Linked DNA regions of Homo sapiens: region 2 is linked to region 1. A link is a loop called in an ENCODE intact Hi-C map of the cell type or tissue named here. Cell type or tissue: HepG2. All regions are shown on one strand. Each heading gives the region's core, and the rest is flanking DNA. Links, peaks and the distances in the headings are about the cores only.

The links. A loop is a pair of places that touch in the nucleus more often than their neighbours do. Peaks named below come from ENCODE experiments on the same cell type or tissue, not always from the same donor. Only the 100,000 strongest peaks of a DNase experiment are listed, where the experiment ranks them.
Region 2: a loop joins it to region 1, with 3 times the contacts of the local background. A loop is called at or near these places in 25 of 110 quality-filtered maps.

Annotation. Positions count from the first base shown.
Region 1 is chr2:241,091,438-241,099,555 of GRCh38, forward strand. SNED1 (sushi, nidogen and EGF like domains 1) reads left to right here. Exons shown (of 32, transcript NM_001080437.3): 32 at 201-4,131. MTERF4 (mitochondrial transcription termination factor 4) reads right to left here. Exons shown (of 4, transcript NM_182501.4): 2 at 7,959-8,118; 3 at 5,806-5,990; 4 at 4,134-5,001. The coding sequence ends at 4,561. Among named protein-coding and RNA genes, the nearest start is that of MTERF4, 6.8 kb to the right of the region's middle. In HepG2, for the core only: no CTCF peak of the experiment used is centred there; DNase peaks (open chromatin) are centred at 1,439, 1,930 and 2,269; H3K4me3 peaks cover 508 bases.
Region 2 is chr2:241,219,211-241,229,777 of GRCh38, forward strand. ANO7 (anoctamin 7) reads left to right here. Exons shown (of 25, transcript NM_001370694.2): 22 at 3,976-4,066; 23 at 4,452-4,571; 24 at 4,695-4,745; 25 at 4,887-6,766. The coding sequence ends at 4,943. It overlaps HDLBP (high density lipoprotein binding protein), which reads right to left. Exons shown (of 28, transcript NM_005336.6): 28 at 8,081-10,477. The coding sequence ends at 10,391. LOC105376810 (a long non-coding RNA gene) reads left to right here and starts at 7,469. Exons shown (of 2, transcript XR_001739176.3): 1 at 7,469-7,557; 2 at 7,682-10,022. RefSeq lists enhancers at 4,519-4,688, 4,810-5,770 and a cis regulatory region at 4,604. In HepG2, for the core only: a CTCF peak has its summit at 4,958; DNase peaks (open chromatin) are centred at 4,561, 5,131 and 5,531; H3K4me3 peaks cover 769 bases.

The sequences.
Region 1 (8,118 bases), core at 51-4,050:
TAGAATCCTGGTGCTCTAAGAACGCGGGGTCCTCCCCGTGTGCACTGCCATATGGTAGAATCCTGGTGCTCTAAGAACGTGGGGTCCTCTGGGTGACAGAGGCCCTGAGGGCCACTAAGAGAAGCAGGAAGCAGCCCATTTAAAGAGGAGTGGGAATGCCTGTCATTCTCCTCATGCTTCACTTTGTTTTTTCTTCAAAGGATTTAAGACGTTCTTGTTACACTCCACCAACCTCACGAGTTTCTAACACCCAGGAAGATGAGGTCTAAAAACTGGATGAAAAAGGACACCCTGAGAAAAGGTCCTAGCTGGAGTCAGTCCCCTCTGTGACCTCTCTCCTCAGGCCTCTAGAGGACAGATGGCCAGGCCTGTGCACACACCAGCCCACCCTGAGAGACCCCTCTGGGACCAACCACCTGTGAGTCCTGCGATGCGTTTAAGCAGCCTGTGCCCTCACCCAAGCTGCAGTTCCTGAAGGTGTAGTCTGTGTCTCTGCGGATGAGATGACAGCTCGCCATTCCCCGGAATCAGTGAGGCTGTCAGTCAGCCACGCTTCTGCAGTATGCAGAAACCTGTTCTTAGACTCCAAAGCCAGAGAAAGAATTCTCCCTTCGAGGCCCAACAAATTGAGAAGGAACTGTGATGGACCACTTCCAAAACAGAGACGGGGGCAGGGGCTGAAGGGCAGAGACCAGGTGATGTCAGAAGGAAAGCCGGGTTGCAGACACAGCCGCCCCTGCTCTGGTCCTCCAGCGTGTTTATGACGCTCGTGCAGGTCGACGAGCCATCCTATGGACTAGTTAACACTAAGGTGGAGTTCAGACTTTTTTAGACAACGGCGCGACTGGCAGCCTTTCTCTATCAAGGGTCAGACGGTAAACGTTTTCAGCTTTGCAGACCAGAGGTCCCTGTGGCTACAGTAGCGCAGACACAGCCACAGGCATGTCATTGAATGGCTGCGGCTATGTTCCAATAAAAACTTATTTACAATAACAGGTGGTGGCCAAATTGGCCCATGGGCCTTATTTGGTGAACCCTGTTCTATGAGATCACCTAGGCTTCAGCCTTAAACAGTGGAAGCCATCCCCTGAATGACAAGTCACAAGGGTATCAAAGAAAGACCCCTGAATTTTCATGGAAAAAGCTATTCAGACCCCTGCTTGGAAAGCTAAGGCACACTGCCACGAAGCAGCAAGGACGCCTTACAAGTCTCAGTGCAACAGAGATGGACACCTGGGCTGGGCTGGACAATGTTTAAGGTTCCTTTTAGTCCATGACTCAAGTGATACTGTTTTAGGCTATCAGGTAGTAAACACGATCTTAGACATCCCCATCTTTGTAAGCAGAACAGTACGGCACTTCACCACATCTGCTTCCCACCATGCTTCTAAGCAGCTGTCTTCCCCCTGCTAATGTTACAACCAAAGCAGCCACCCCACCTCCTCTCGTGTTGAGCCTCACGACCGCTGACCCAGCTGGAAAGCCAGCGCCCTGCCGCGTCACCCTGACTCTGCTCAGAGCCAGCATTCCAGCCACAAAGAGGGCCTCCTTCCTTTCCTCTTTCATAAAAATGTTTTTTGAAGAGTTAGAGTATATTTTAGGCTTTTTATCTTTATTAAAATTTCATGTGCATGTGTCTGTGTATTCTGCAATTTGTCATTTTCAGAAAGAAGGAACAGGCAATTCGCGAAGTTTCACCTGTACTCCCGAGCTGTTCCCCAGGCTCCAGACCCACTTGAGAGCAGAAGGTGGAGCTCAATGAAGGGTCTCGAGCTCAGCGAAGGGTCACTGGGTGAACTGAGAGAAACCACGTTCACAAACGCGTACTGCGGACTTCCTGCCGCCCTGGGACCTGTCACTGTTTGTCCATGTAAGCTACAGCATTACTAGCAGATGCTAAGATCGAGTGATATCACTGGAAAAGTAGGTGAATCCTACTAGGAAACTTTCTACTCCCTACTAGGACCTCAAGCCCCTCAGCCACACAGCAAATGCTAATATGCTCCAGTGTTAGCTTAGAAGCCTTGTGTCAACAAGAACTGGCTCCTGAGTCCCAAGCTTGGTGCCACACAGCAAATGCTAATATGCTCCAGTGTTAGCTTAGAAGCCTTGTGTCAACAAGAACTGGCTCCTGAGTCCCAAGCTTGGTGCCACACAGCAAATGCTAATATGCTCCAGTGTTAGCTTAGAAGCCTTGTGTCAACAAGAACTGGCTCCTGAGTCCCAAGTGCTGTCACAGGACTTGCCCATTGGGATGTTTTCCACATTAAATATCAAGTAAAAAGACTTCCTGGTGCTCAGGAATTACAGTTCGTTCTTGAAACATTCCAAAGAGGCCACCACAGCTTTTCCCATGTGGCTTCTTTTAAAAACTCAAATGGCTTCCTTGAAAATACTCAAAGTCCACCCAAGGAAATTAGTAATAATAGAATCAGAAAACTGTCAGGAGCATAAAGATTTCTGTATCAAAATGAAAGAAGCAATCCTGAGTTGCTGAATTACCCATCTGCTAATGAAACCGGGATGGACTGATCATCTAACCAAGTGCAGACTGAGGATTCTACTTAGTCCTCCGACTGGGTACAACAACAGCCTAGGTTCTAGGGAGGGTGGCAGTGACCGGGATGCCACAATGGAAGAGAAAATGAAAACACTGGCACAGTGAAATGTCTCATTTCCAAACAGTTTTGCCTATGGCCAAGCAAGGCAATAAAGACAAACTCTCCCTTTTCCCCATTGCGTGTGGGCTGCCAGGTACAAGTAAGGGAATCTTTGCTGTGCCCACTGTCCTCCAGTAGAGAACCCAACAGGCAAGGGCCCCACTCAGGTATCAGCTCACCTCCTGCACCTCCCCTTAGCAGGAACTCCTTCCACTGGCAAAGGACTGCCACTGCCATCTGACTCAACTGTGGCGATGTGGACGGAGTCACCGAGCTGCTTTTCTTTTGCAAAACAAAAGTCTTTTTCTTTGCAGTCACGCTGTAAGACGAGGCTGCTGGAGAAAACAAAAGCACCTAGATTTCAGTGCTGAATCCCCACAATTGCATGCAGCTCACACCTACCAGGGGTATTCCAGTGCATAGGGGAAAGGAACCCGGCTGAAAAACCAGCTCCTTATTTTTCTTTTAAATAAAATAATACGATCCTAAGTCCATTTACCATCTGAAGTTGTCACGAGTGAACAGTCACATTACTGTTGTGGACCAGGCCTTAGATGAGTTTCTCAGGCTCAGCACTGACATTCTGGGCCGGATCATCCTCTCTTGTGGGACCATCCTGTGCACTGCAGGATGTTTCACAGCACCCCTGGCCTCTACCCACTAGAATCCTACAATCTACCAGATCCTAGGATCTAGTTGATCCTAGAATGCTACCAAGGAGACTTGAATTTTGGTCCCATCATCAAAAATGCCTTCTGCATCAATCCTATGCCAGTTTCCCCTAAAAGAGGGCTAACTGGAATGTTCTAGGATGTACCAATCCTCCAGGACCCTCTTAGAGCTCATGCCATCAGAGACAGGCCTCTATCTCAGGGATCACCCCGGCTGACATCAAATTCCTCTTCTCTTTTCCCAACATTTCAAATTGTTCTTCGGACTCATTGAGTTCCCTAAGGTGACACGCCCCCCCCCCCCCCCACACCCACCTTGGGGGGTCACGGATTGCTCCCTGTGGCCCTGGCTTCAGCCCACCTGCTCCATGACCCTATGCTCTTCTCCTCTGGTTCTCGAAGCTGTCTGTAACCAGGGCAGGGGAGATAACTGTATGGGACCATTCCCTGGCCTCCACCTGCCCCAGCACTCTCCAGGCCAGCACAGTCTGGCACTACAGACTACAGGGCCGGAGACACCAGGCTTGGAAGTGACCACTGGCCAAGAGCTGACATAAAAGCCAACTTCCCCAAACAGGAAGGGCCTGTTCTTCACAAAGATAAAGAAAACTGCCAGCATTTTGCTGGCCTTAAGAAGCCATGCAAAATTAACCAGTACATCATGAATTAACTTCTTTTACTCTGCTGTGCACTGAATACCATTATGAAGCAATATACTTTTGGATTAAAAATAAGCATTTTTGTGGAAAATCTGCTACATGTTTTCATAAAATAAAGTGCTATGATGTACTAAAACCTCACATTGCCTTCTCGTAATTTTATTTTTATCACAAGAAGGAAATACATAGTGATTCCTGAACCGGAAGAATGAACCCCATCTTCCAACTGTCACGGAATTATCACCAACATATTCAAAAGAGAAAAAAATAAAACCAATTGTTGATATATTGAGTCCCCTTGATGTGAATAGCTCAACATAAGTATCTTATTCAGGATGGGACAGGGCCCTCCCCACAGACACGTGACAACAGATCAAACATGCATTTCCTGTTTCCTGTTTGGTTTGATCTGTCTGCCTCTCAGGTGACTTATAATTTTTTTCATCAAGAGACCAGTTTTAGAATAAAAAATAACTTGAGAAGATTCAAGTAAAGGACCCAAAAGCTTTAAGAGAATGAAAAGCTTCCTTGATATCTCTGGGCCCTTTCGCTCTAGTCCTTCCATCACAGCTATTCCTCCTCGTCGTCGTCCTCATCCTCATCATTGTCCTCCGCCTCGTCGTCGTCCTCATCATCGTCATCCTCATCATTGTCATCCTCATCATTGTCCTCCTCATCATCGTCATCCTCATCCTCATCCAGACTTGCCCTTTTGTCATCAGATGTGCTGCTCTCAGACTCCTCCTCCTCCCGAGCCAGGAGCTTCTTAAAAACTTGAAACTCCTCAACAGAAGTACAGGCTGTCCTGGCCAAAAACTCAGCTTCTGAAACTCTGAGAATGTCCTTGAGCAATGGGTTAGGGATCTGTGTCTGCCCCTTCTTATCAGGGGTTTGGTACCGTCCCAGGCGCTCCAGGTAAATGTGTCTCTGCTTAATCTTGGTTAGTGAATACTGCAAGTACTCACTCTTTACAATGTCTGGATGCTTAATTCCCATCCTGAAGTATGCATACTGGAAGACACAAACACACTTAGGAGTCCCAGATACAGAGTATTGAAACCTATCATTCTATAAACCATAAAAACTTAAGTTGTACAAAAGGATTCAAAAAGAATTGCCTAATTGACAACAGCGAATACCCAGTCTAGGATACTGACATTTGTGTGACAGCCAGCAGTTTCAAAACACTTTCAAATTCATCCTGAGAAACATGGAGCAGGAAATAAAGGGGTGGGAGGGAAAAGGGGCAGGAGGGAGAAGGGGCAGAAGGAAGAGGTGGTATTTTTCTTTAAATGGGGAAGGAAAAGGATGAATATGGAAAGAATAGGCAAAACATTCAGAAAACATCTAGAAATTCGACCTAAGTTGTCATAATTATTACCAAAAAATCGGACAACTGTTAAAATTACATTTTCAAAATCAACATGCAAAATAGATTCTAAGGACAGGAAGGTTTCAGCTATTTTAAAATTAGCTATTTCAGAGTCCCCACTTAGACTCTAAGAATAGGACTGGATCATTCATTATTAATGGCAGAAAAGTTGAAGAATAGGTTTGATCTGTAGTAAAGAAATTAAAGATTTCTCTTTGGCTGATGTATGCAGAGAATCTAGTCTTTCACTTCCTCCACTCAAATATGAGGTGTCCGAGGCTTCTTATCCATATAACTGACCTTCACTACATTTGAAAAACCTGAGAAACTTGCTGTTACTACACTAATCACGGTACCAGTCATTCTCACCTGAAACTACGCTAATCCCATTACCAGTCATTCTCACCTGAAACTACGCTAATCACGCTATCAGTCATTCTCACCTGAAACTTGTATTCCAGTTGACCCAGGTCCTCTCGAAGAACAGAGGGGCAACTGTGCAAAATCTTGGTGACTTGCTGTACCGTGAAAAGGCACTTCTCCTTGAGAAGCCTGACAGTGTCGTTAATGTCCTGCTGGCGCATGGTGAAAATTTCAGGGCAACAGTAAAGCACCCTCTTTAATTTCCCTGCAGAACATTCAAAAAAGGCAAGCATATAATTTCAGGATACTCCAGAAACTCAAGGAGCTAGCTGCACCCAATTTAAGTCCACATTTAAAAACAAACAAGGATCCTCTCCTTCCACAGAGCAAGTGGCAATTTCAGATCTATCTTCCCAGAAGCACCATGGAAATGATACATCTCCCCACTGACTTCCTGACACTCCTCAGACTCACCATCCTTCCCTCCCTATATTCCTGCTTTATTCTGGCCTCCCACCTGAAAGGTGCCAACTTTGTATTTTGGGTCTCCTCTTGCCCTCCTCACTTGGAAAAGAATTTCCCAGGCATTTACTGGAAAGATCAGAGAGTAATATGGGAGAGTAGTTTCCTCCATATTGCTGGTTTGGGTTGATGTTTCCTTCTATAATAAAATAGTCATTGAAGCATTCACAACTAACATTCTCAAGCTGAACTCAATGAAAAGGAGTTCCATCACCATCGTCATCATAACAGTAATAACAATAATAGTAATCATGAGGACACACAACACCAATGCTGACGTCCTGGTTACCAGGGTCACCATATATCTTCTCCAAGCCAGGGCACCTTGAGTGAAAGAGGCCCTATTAAAACCGCACTAACTGGTGTAAACTGGGACTATTCCAGGCCTTCCTAGGGATAGCTGAGCAAAATTCAGTAATGGGAAACTTAAAGTCAACTATTTAAACTGTTAATTAAAATTTTCCTAACATTTGAGTTAGTGATTATCTTAATATGTGAGGAATTTCAGTTTAGGTTTATCTTCATTTCTTAAGGCTGTGCTGAGTTTGCTAATTAATCACCACCACACATAATATATTTAGACTTTTAGATTACACTGTAAGAATCTGTTAAGAAAAATATACAAGGCTACCTTTTTCTTATCTTCTAGAGAAGGAGGCCTGTAGAGATGCTGTGAAATGGTGGATCCTAAACCTTCTACCACTGCCTCAAAAAACATCTTACCAGGAAGAGTCAATAATGCAAAGAAATAATAGTGGAACTCCTCTGGTCAAAGTGGGTAAGGGTCCTTGGAGACCCCCAACTCCTCCAGAAGGCCCTTAAAGAGATTCAAGGAACTTTGAGCATCCTTGAGATGTGAATATTGTTGGGGGCAGGAGTGGGGGATAAATAGAAGGGAAGGCCACTCCACGAGTATCCCAGGAACCTGGCCAGATCTCTCATGTTCCAGAGTAAATCTAAACACTCGACTAGAATCTAAGTCTTTACAAGAGATGTTGGTTTGACATCACATCACAGAGACAGAGCACTAAGACCATTTCATGTTGATTTAAACATCAAATGCTATATGTACACATATTTATCAACATCACATTATCAGCATCAACCCACTGAACACATACCATATGCCCACCACTGCACTAGGTGCTGAAGATCCCACGGTGAACAAGGCAGACAAGAGTCTCTGCCCTGGCACTCAATTTTTTCTTCTAGTCTTAACTCCTCCTCCTTCCCTCTCAAAATGTATTCTGCACAGAAAGCCACTCCTATTCCTCACCTCCAAGCCAAATTATACAGTCCTCTCCAGGAACACTGACATACTCAGAAACCTCCCCTAATCCATCTCACCTTAGGCTGCTCTTTCCCCACCTCTGGCTCCTGTCACACTATATAAAATCTTTTTTTTTTTTTTTGAGACAGCCTTGCTGTCACCCAGGCTGGAGTGCAGTGGCGCCATCTCAGCTCACTGCAACCTCCGCCTCCTGGGTTCAAGCGATTTTCATGCCTCAGCCTCCCAAGTAGCTGGAATTACAGGTGCGTGCCACCAAGCCCAGCTAATTTTTCTATTTTTAGTTGAGTCAGGGTTTCACCATGTTGGCCAGGCTGATCTTGAACCCCTGACCTCAAGTGATCTGCCTGCCTCGGCCTCCCAAAGATCTGGGATTACAGGCATGAGCCACCGCACCCAGCCAAAATCTGCAACTTCTTGTACCTTCTCCAAGCCCAAGCTTTTGCAGGTAACTGGAGCGCTTCCTCATTTGCATAATAGGCAGTTTCAATAACTGGGGACTTTTCTTCAAGACCACACACACAGGCTCTGGATTCAGACCCAAGAGAATAAATTCTGAAATGATGTCCAGCAACTGTTGAAG
Region 2 (10,567 bases), core at 2,641-6,640, 130 kb after region 1:
TCAATAAACTTGAAAAGCATCATAGTCTCCTAATGTTGGAGCAAATCTCAGCAGTAAAATTACGAAACCATAGGGTTATCAGTCTTTTCATATCGGTCTCTCTCAGGTTTTGCTTTTGCTCTATGTATTTTGAGCTTTTTAGTTGTGTACGAATTCATACTTGTGATCTCTTCATAATGGATACTTACTTTTTCCTTTTATTCTTTATCTTTTTTATTCCTCCTCTCCTGACTTCTGGTGGATGGGTAAAAGTGTTCTGGTTGTTTTTTTTATTATTATTCTTTTGCTTATTTGGAACCGATGGCATATATTTCTATTATTTTAGGGGTTACTCATATGTTTAGCATACATTCTTTTCTTTTTTCTTTTTTTTTAGAGACTGGGTCTTGCTCTGTATCCCATTCTAGAATGCACTGCCACAATTATAGCTCACTGCACCCTAGACTTCCTGGGCTCAAGCAATCCTCCCACCTCAGCTTCCCGAGAAGCCAGAACTACAGGCGTGTGCCACCAGGCCTGGCTTTTTTTTTTTTTTTTTTTCTTTAAAGAGATGGGGTCTTACTATGTTATGTTACTCAGGCTAGTCTCAAACTCCTGGCCTCAAGCAATGCCCTGGCCTCCCAAAGCACTGGGATTACAGGCACAAGCCACCACACCCGGCTAGCACACGTTCTAAACTATATATTATCCTAACAAAGCCTGAATGAACTCAGTTTTGTTTCCTCTCTCTGTGTATGACTAGGATCTTCACATGCCTTACCACCTAGTAAGCAGCAATCTCTCCATCTTATTATTGTTACATGGAGTTTTAGTTTTACTGTTAAAAACACACATGAAAAAACATTTTCAGTCATCTGTTCATCAAATTTATTTGTGTATTTTGTTAACTTCTGTGGTTACAGTAATTTCTTATGTATTGCCTTCTCCGAGTCTTTTTTTTCTTGCTGAAGTATATCCTTTAGTAATTCTTTCAGTAAAGGTATGTGGTTAGTGGGGTCTTCACATGCAGAAATGCATACACATATGTATGCATAGAAATATGTATCACGCATATGTATGATAATATTGCCATGCATTTTTGTCCTTCAAATAGCGGATATAAAAGTATAGGTCGAGTTATTTTCTCTCAGTTCTTTGGAAATATTATTCTTTTGTGACTTGGCTTTTCTGATTGGAAGCATTCATAGCATTTAAGAATTTTTCTGGCTGGGCATGGTACCTCATGCTTATAATCCCAGCACTTTGGGAGGCCGAGGCAGGTGGATCATTTGAGGTCAGGAGTTCGAGACCAGCCTGACCAACATGGTGAAACTCCATCCCTGTTAAAAATACAAAAAAAGGCTGCACACAGTGGCTCATGCCTATGTTCCCAGCACTTTGGGAGGCCAAGACCATCCTGGTTAACACCGTGAAACCCCATCTCTACTAAAAATACAAAAATTAGCTGGGCGTGGTGCTGGACGCCTGTAGTCCCAGCTACTCGGGAGGCTGAGGCGGGAGAATGGCGTGAATCCAGGAGGCAGAGCTTTCAGTGAGCCGAGATTGTGCCACTGCACTCCAGCCTGGGCAACAGAGCAAGGCTCCGTCTCAGAAAAACAAGAACAACAAACAAAACCTGGCTGTGGCAGTTCACGCCTGTAATCTCAGCTGCTCTGGAGGCTGGGGCAGGAGGATCATTTCAACTCGGGAGGCGGAGGTTGCAGTGAGCCGAGATGGCGCCACTGCACTCCAGCCTGGGCAACAGAATGAGACGCTGTCTCAGGAAAAAAAAAAGAAAAAAAGAAAAAAGCACTACCTTTACAGATGCCTGCTGGTGAAACAAATCAAAGAAAATGATATTTTTATTTTTTTATTTATTTTATTTTATTATTATTTTTTTGAGACGGAGTCTTGCTCTGTTGCCCAGGCTGGAGTGCAATGGCGCGATCTTGGCTCACTGCACGCAACCTCCGCCTCCCGGGTTCAAGCGATTCTCCTGCCTCAGCCTCACAAGTAGCTGGGATTACAGGCGCCCACCACCATGCCCAGCTAATTTTTGTATATTTAGTAGAGATGAGGTTTCACCATGTGGGCAAAGCTGGTCTTGAACTCCTGACCTCAGGTGATCCGCCTGCCTCGGCCTCCCAAAGTGCTGGGATTACAGGCCTGAGCCACCTTTCACGCCCGTCCTATTCTCTTTTTTCTTTGGGACAGAGTCTTGCTCTGTCACCCAGGCTGGAGTACAGTGGTGTGATCTGGGCTCACTGCAACCCCCGCCTCCTGGGTTCTTGTGCATCAGCCTGCCAAGTAGCTGGGATTACAGGCGTGCGCTACCACACCCAGATGATTTTTTTTTTTTTGTATTTTTAGTAGAGACAAAGGTTTCACCATGTTGGCCAGGCTGGTCTCAAACTCCGAACCTCAGGTATCTGCCCACTTCAGCCTCCCAAAGTGTTGAGCCACTGCACTTGGCCTAGGGAAGGGATTATTTCTTTTTTTTCTTTTGAGATGGAGTTTTCCTCTTGTCGCCAAGGCTGGAGTGCAGTGGCATGATTTTGGCTCACTGCAACCTCCACCTCCCAGGTTCAAGCGATTCTCCTGCCTCAGCCTCCTGAGTAGCTGGGATTACAGGTGCCTGCCACCATGCCCAGCTACTCTTTTATATTTTTAGTAGAGACGGAGGTTTCACCATGTTGGCCAGGCTAGTTTCGAACTCCTGACCTCAAGTGATCCACCTGTCTCAGCCTTCTAAAGCACTGGGATGGCCGGGCGCGGGGGCTCATGCCTGTATTCCCAGCACTGTGGGAGGCCGAGGCCGGTGGATCACAAAGTCAGAAGATTGAGACCATCCTGGCTAACACGGTGAAACCCCGTCTTGACTAAAAATACAAAAAATTAGCTGGGCATTGTGGCACGGGCCTGTAGTCCCAGCTACTCAGGAGGCTGAGGCAGGAGAATCGCTTGAACCCAGGAGGCGGAGGTTGCAGTAAGCGAAGATCACGCCACTGCACTCCAGCCTGGGCAACAGAGCGAGACTCTGTCTCATAAATAAATAAATAAATAAATAAATAAATAAATAAATAAAGTGCTGGGATTACAGGCATGAGCCACCGCGCCCGGCTGAAAGAGTTACGTCTTTGTTTAGTTCTGGAAATGTCTCCATCTTACTCCTTCCAGCAGTGCTTCTCTGCTTGTCCATTGTCGTCTGGAACTCCCACTGGGCTGTGGCCTGCTTCCCCCCAAGTGTGCTCTCTGTGTTGCCGCAGGGTGGTCTCGTCGTCACTGTCTCCCAGTCCCCAGTCTCTCTTCTGCTGTGTCTGGCCACTTAAAAGTTTATTCCATTCATTTGAGGGATTTTTTTTCCAATGGCTATATTTTTAACTTGCAATATTTGGTTTTTTGTTTTTTTTATTTTCCTACAAAGTTGACCCTGGTAATAGTTTTCATGGAGTGCAACATGTAACTTTATATTAGAAAATGGAATGTCACATCTTTACCATGGGACAGAGACACAGGAAGATGTCAAAGTCTGAAATAGCAAGTGAAGCTGAATGTAGCTTATGATAGGGAGGGAGGGCTCTGCTGGACAGGGACAGTCTCTGAGCAGGTGAACTGCTGATCTCACAGAGGTCAGCAATCGGCGGATTTTCACCGTGTAAGTAGACTGAAGTCATCCGTAGAAGCACAGACGTACTGGACTGTCACATCTACTAGAAAATAAAGCATCTGCCACCTGGGGGGTGGGGAGGGTCCAGTTTAGCCCAATGGGGGACAACCCAGCACATCCACCTTTGGAACCCACCAGTTAAAGGTATTGTCAGAGTATCCTGTTTGGGAAGAATTCCCATTTCAGGCACCCTCGATGAAGAGCCAGGCCAGGAACATGGGATGAGAGAGCGAAATGGTGGAAAAAGGGGAGATAGGCTAATTCCAGAGGCACCTGCCCAGCCAACACTCAGCCCTGGCTGCGCGCACTGAGTCCTGTGTCTGCTGCAGGTATCGGGCTTTCCGGGATGACGATGGACATTATTCCCAGACCTACTGGAATCTTCTTGCCATCCGCCTGGCCTTCGTCATTGTGTTTGAGGTAGCCGAGGCACCTGCTGGTTCTCCCATCCATGGCATGAGGCCCCGACCCTGTGCTTTGCCTAATTCGAGCACGTGGTGAGGGGTCGGTGCCGTCACTTCCTGCTGTGTCATCTTGGTCAAATCAGAGCTCTTCTCTGCACCTGCGTTTTCCCTGCCTGGCCTCATCCCTGGGTTGTGGTGTGGACATTGTGGGTGTCTCCACAGGAGCCCCAGGGCCACGAAAGCTGGGGTGGCCTCTGCCCCTTCTGGGGTTCCTTTTCCTGCACAGCTGCTTTCTGACTCCACCCACAGCTGGGAGCAGGTGCCGGAGCCCCGGCCTGCCTGGCCCTGTGAAGGCCACTCTGGGCGTTTGGGTGGGCGTGAGTGCCTTCCTCTGCTCCCAGCATGTGGTTTTCTCCGTTGGCCGCCTCCTGGACCTCCTGGTGCCTGACATCCCAGAGTCTGTGGAGATCAAAGTGAAGCGGGAGTACTACCTGGCTAAGCAGGCACTGGCTGAGAATGAGGTGAACTGTACAGCCCAGTCTCGGCCCTCCCCCCAGCCCTCTCCCTATCCTTGTCAGTGGCTGCTCTACCTCCGGACACTGAGTCACATCCCTCTTCCTCTTGCTGCCCTTTTTTGGGGACAGGTTCTTTTTGGAACGAACGGAACAAAGGATGAGCAGCCCGAGGGCTCAGAGGCAAGTCTGGGAGCAGCCAGGCCCCTGCCCCGTGCACTCCCTGAGGTCACAGGGCCCTGCCCAGCCGCCCACTGTGCCTCGTGGCCATGGCCTGCTCCTGGCCCTAGTCTGACTTGTCCCTGCCCCCAACCCTCTCCCCAGCTCAGCTCCCACTGGACACCCTTCACGGTTCCCAAGGCCAGCCAGCTGCAGCAGTGACGCCTGGAAGGACATCTGGTGGTCCTTAGGGGAGTGGCCCCTCCTGAGCCCTGCGAGCAGCGTCCTTTTCCTCTTCCCTCAGGCAGCGGCTGTGTGAACCGCTGGCTGCTGTTGTGCCTCATCTCTGGGCACATTGCCTGCTTCCCCCCAGCGCCGGCTTCTCTCCTCAGAGCGCCTGTCACTCCATCCCCGGCAGGGAGGGACCGTCAGCTCACAAGGCCCTCTTTGTTTCCTGCTCCCAGACATAAGCCCAAGGGGCCCCTGCACCCAAGGGACCCTGTCCCTCGGTGGCCTCCCCAGGCCCCTGGACACGACAGTTCTCCTCAGGCAGGTGGGCTTTGTGGTCCTCGCCGCCCCTGGCCACATCGCCCTCTCCTCTTACACCTGGTGACCTTCGAATGTTTCAGAGCGCAGGGCCGTTCTCCCTCGTGTCCTCTGGACCCACCCGCCCCTTCCTGCCCTGTTTGCGCAGGGACATCACCCACATGCCCCAGCTCTCGGACCCTGCAGCTCTGTGTCCCAGGCCACAGCAAAGGTCTGTTGAACCCCTCCCTCCATTCCCAGTTATCTGGGTCCTCTGGATTCTTCTGTTTCTTGAATCAGGCTCTGCTTTCCCCCTAGCCACTACAGGCAGCCTCTGACAGTGCCGCTTTACTTGCATTCTGCAGCAATTACATGTGTCCTTTTGATCCTTGCCCAACTTCCCTCCCTCTCCCAGCTCCTGGCCCCTGGCCCAGGGCCCCTCTTGCTGTTTTTACCTCTGTTCCTTGGGGCCTAGTACCCAGCAAGCACCCAAATGGGGGAGGTTTTGGGATGAGAGGAGGAAACGTGTATACCTGTAACATCTGGTGGCTCTTCCCCCAGAAGTTTGTGTTCATACATAATTGTTTTCCACGCTGGATCATAATGTGACGTGCAGTTCTGCCCTGTGCTGGGGAGCCACATGAAGCTTCCCCTGGCTAACTTGCTACCCCGCAGCAATCCCAGTGTGGCCGTCTGCTTGCTAAAAAATGGATCTGTGCTCATCTGTATTGATGTCCTTGGAGTTCTACAAGTGGAACTTAAGTGTCAAAAAGAATATGTGGTTTTTAGCTGAGCGTGGTGGCTCACACCTGTAATCCCAGGACTTTGGGAGGCTGAGGCAGGAGGATTACAAGGTCAGGAGTTCGGGACTAGCCTGTCCAACATGGTGAAACCCTGTCTTTACTAAAAATGCAAAAATTATTCTGGGTGTGGTGGCGGGCATCTGTAATCCCAGCTATTTGGGAGGCTGAGGCAGGAGAATCGTTTGAACCCGGGAGGCGGAGGTTGTAGTGAGCTGAGATCTCAACACTGCACTACAGCCTGGGCGACAGAGCAAGACTCCGTCTCGGGAACACACACACACAAAAAGAATATGTGGTTTTAATGTGCTTTGATGAGTACTGCCAAACTTACTCCACAGAAAAGGCCTCTTTCTGAACATCCTCGCCTGCGTTCTATTTCACCCACCGTGATGCCTGGCCTGAGGGCGGCGTGCTTGCTTGTAGCATTTCTTGAGGATTTGCTACTTGTTCACCTGCCTCTTAGGAGCACTGTGCCCTGCCTCCATGGAAGGGCTCTTCCGGCAGGGATGCAGGCTCACAGCGCCCTGGGGCTGGACACCACCGGCCGGAGCATGGCGGACAGCACACACGGCCCGGGGCGGGAACCTTGGAAACTTTACACAGATGGGGAGCTCAGCCATTCCACGTGTGCTTTCGCTCAGCACAATGCTTACTACAAACCCACGTGTACTTCCTTCCAGCTGGTTGCTTTTTATTGTTGCTGTCTTAAACTCCAAAGTTTTAAGGTGAATTTATTGAAACGTACGAAAATGCTCAGTTCATACAGGCTTCCAGGTGAACAAACTGTTGTAACCAGCACGTGGGTAAAAGGCAAGTTCCACATCACCCGACGTGGAAGCTCCCCGATGCCCACGTGCGCCCTACCCTGTGACCCTCTCCCATCCAGGGCCCTGATGCCCACATGCGCCCTACCCTGCCTGTGACCCTTTCCCATCCAGAGTAGCCACCACCTTAGCCACCAAGCAGAGATGGAACTGGGGACTTTGCATTTGGCGTCTGCCGTGGGACATTGCGCGAGCTCCATCCGTGCCGAGCATCCATCTCAGCCCCTCCTGGCTGCTGGGCTGCTTCGTGTTTGGCTTAGGGTCATTTTGCAGTTGTGTGCTTTGCTGTGGGTTGCATATTTAGGGCCCAACAGAACTGCTGGGTCAGGGATAAACATGTTCGGCATTTTTTTTTTTTTGAGATGGAGTCTCGCTCTGTCACCCAGGCTGGAGTGCAGTGGTACGATCTCGGCTCACTGCAAGCTCTGCCTCCCGGGTTCACGCCATTCTCCTGCCTCAGCCTCCCGAGTAGCTGGGACTACAGGCGCCCGCCACCACACCCAGCTAATTTTTTGCATTTTTAATAGAGACGGGGTTTCACCGTGTTAGCCAGGATGGTCTTGATCTCCTGACCTCGTGATCCGCCCACCTCGGCTTCCCAAAGTGCTGGGATTACAGGCGTGAGCCACCGTACCCGGCCAACATGTTTGGCTTTAAGAGGAACTGCCATACCCGTCTTCCCAGGTGGGGACCAGCCCAGTCAGCAGCAGGAACACCTATTCCCTCTTGACTCTTCCCGTTATCTCCTGCCACTCAGGTGACTGGGGTGGCTCCTCCCACTCAACGCCCCTCCCTCCTCCTCCTCCAGCCGAGGCCTCCGCCCGCACCCCCCACCACCCAACTCAGCTCGTCATAACTCACAGGCCGGGTCCAGGGTGCCAGGAATGCCACTGAGGCTGGCAGAGTCCTAAAAGGGAGTGGCAGGTGCTGCTCCACAAGGACGGTTGTCCACCCTCAATGAGGGCTGCAGGGCAACTGCTGACTGTCTGGCAGCCAGAGGACAGGGACAGGCAGCCACCCTCTTGCCATGACCACACCTGGGTCTCCCTCAGTGTGGCTCCCGAGGGGCCGTTGAACACAGTGTTGAGAACTGCTGAGAAAATCACACCAAAGACGAACTACCCACAGATGCCAGTCACCACTCCAGGGTGACGAGAAAGAGAACACACAGGCGGCAGCGTGACAAAATGAGTCCCAGCATGCTACATCTGGTTTCGGGTTTTATTTTAGAATTTATAAAATTCCAGTGTCATCCATATTCATGAGCCTTTACACATGTTTGCATATAATCTCCAAATTCCAAAGTTAAGGCCAAGGGATGGATTGTAGCTATGGAAACAGATGATATGGAAGACATCCAACAAGGAGGAAAAGCACACGCACGCCTCACCCCTGCCTCATCTCTGCCCAGGGCTGTCCTGACAGCACAGACGCTTCAGGGAGACAGGCCTGGGGACAGTCATGTCATCACCCTTGCAACAACCACCCAAAGGAAAAGAGAGCGCTGAACAGTTTAGGAAAGGGCTCGCGTCTAAGACATCAAGCGACATACAGAGATGTGCAAAACTTGGTGAGAATTAAAATTGACCTTTGGGAGAGGGTAGGGGCAGGATGTTTTATGACACTGTAGAAAAGACAGGAGGAACCCGCTGCGATGGAGATTGGGGGGAGCTGGAAGCAAGCAGCCAACAGGACAGAGTTCCAGAACTCATGCAGATGGGGAAGAGGTGACAGCCCTTCCCCACTGGCCTCCCCCGTGGAGGTGGAGTAGACAGATCCCGGGAAAGGCAGGAAAAGGGCCTTGCTTTCTTTCCCTGTTTCCTAAGCCGTGGTCACCCTAGCCTATGAAGCTGGAAGCTATATTCCTTCCAATCCCAATTTACCATTCCTGTAAACAGGCCCATTCAGGGCTGCCTGAGCAAATGGGGACTTGCCGAGGCAGCTGCAACTAGACTTGGGCTAAGCCGTCTGGGTCTACTCAAGAATTCGAGTCTGAAGATGACCAAGCTTGAGTTATTCAACTGAGAGTGAGGTGTCAAGGCGGAAGCGACTGTCCCCAGGGAAGGGCTGTGAGATGGATGGGCGTGAGTCAGCTTTTCCAAAACTCAAGTACCTGGGACAGGACAACTCGCTAGCAGCTCAGTCACCTCCGTGGCGGACACAGATAAGGATGTTAAGACCAGAAAACCAGAGACTAGGGCCCCGTCCTCAGCCCTCACAGCATGACACAGATGCCTCCCTCGGAGAGCAGGGTCTCTCGGCATCCAGCGGCGTGGTCTGCATTCTGCTCTACCTCATGCTCTAGGCCCCATGCCATCGTCTCGGCCCTAGACCGTGAAAACTGCCAGTCACCCGGGACCTGCTCCTAGGGGCTGGCCTGCACAGCCGGATGGCCTGTGGGCGGGGTGGAAGTGCCCACTCCCACTCCAGATGGGCCTGCTGGCCACTGACCCACCTGTGCTGAGGGAGAGCGCCAGCCTCCAGCTTAGGTACACGGCGCCCACCCCCAGCTCCACGGGAAACCCATAACCACCAGAAACATCTCAATCAAGAGACGGGTGTGTGGGGTGGCACTAACTGCACAGAGACCACTCCACGCCGGCTGAGGTAGAAAGAAGGCAACTGAACACACAGCAGCTAGGGCAGGGGCAGGGAGGGGCTGCAGGTGGTGTGAAGAAGAGCCCAGCTGTCATCTAAGGCAAACTGCCCCCACTGAGGACAAGCGTAAGGCCCTACCTCCCCCAACCTGTGCGCATCTCAATCACAGCAGACACTGTGACGGCCACAGGGGACCCAGATGGTGCCTACCACCTTGCCTCCAGGCTCCACTCACCAGACCTCAGGCTGAGGGTCTGGCAGTGGAGGTAGGGGCAGGGACCCTTGGTGCTTTCAGACCCCACGGCAGGTAAAATCAGGACTGCCTGAGAACCCGTCACCCTCTGCCTCTCAGGTCACCCCCCAGCTCCAGGAACCTGCCTCCTGCTGTCCATTGCCAGGTCTTCCTTGCACCCTGACACCTGTGCTGAGGCGCTCTGGCAGCTGGAGGAGGCTGATTGCACTCCACAAACAGGACTGTCTGGACCAAGGGAAACTGGCAGGAGGGAGGTGGGAAAGGAAGAGGGCAAACGTTTGGCTTTTATAAAGTCAAGGACGTTTATTTCCTGAGGTCATGACACAGGAAGTGGAATCCTAGCCACGGCTGCGGAGCTCTCGTGATGAAGGCCAGAGTGCTGACTGACATGCCGGGTGGACCAGGAGCTGGAGTCTGTTATCTTAGCACGAATGCTCATGACCTTGGTTTAGTGTTAAACAGTGGAGCAGGTCCTGAGCGGGCACGGCCAGGCCTGGAGGAGCGGCCGCACACACAGCCAGGCGCTAGGCTCCCTGCGGGACCTCGGGAAGGGGGAAGAGCGTCAACAATTTACGGAGGGTCCAGCCGCTGGGTCAGATTGAGACAAACCATTGTGTGGTTGGGTTTGGGTCAGCAGGCTGGAGAGGGTTCTGTTCTTTTTGATCATTATCGTTTGGGGCCCCAAGGGAGGGTCTTGGGAGCCACCTGAGCCCCAAAGCTGGGAAATTCCTCAGAGCTGCTCATGTCAGGAGCCTGTGCAGAGAGAGGACACGGCTTCAGGAGGGGATGCTCCCCAACTCGCAAGCAGCTTCCGACGCAGTTGCCACCCTCAGGACACCAAGC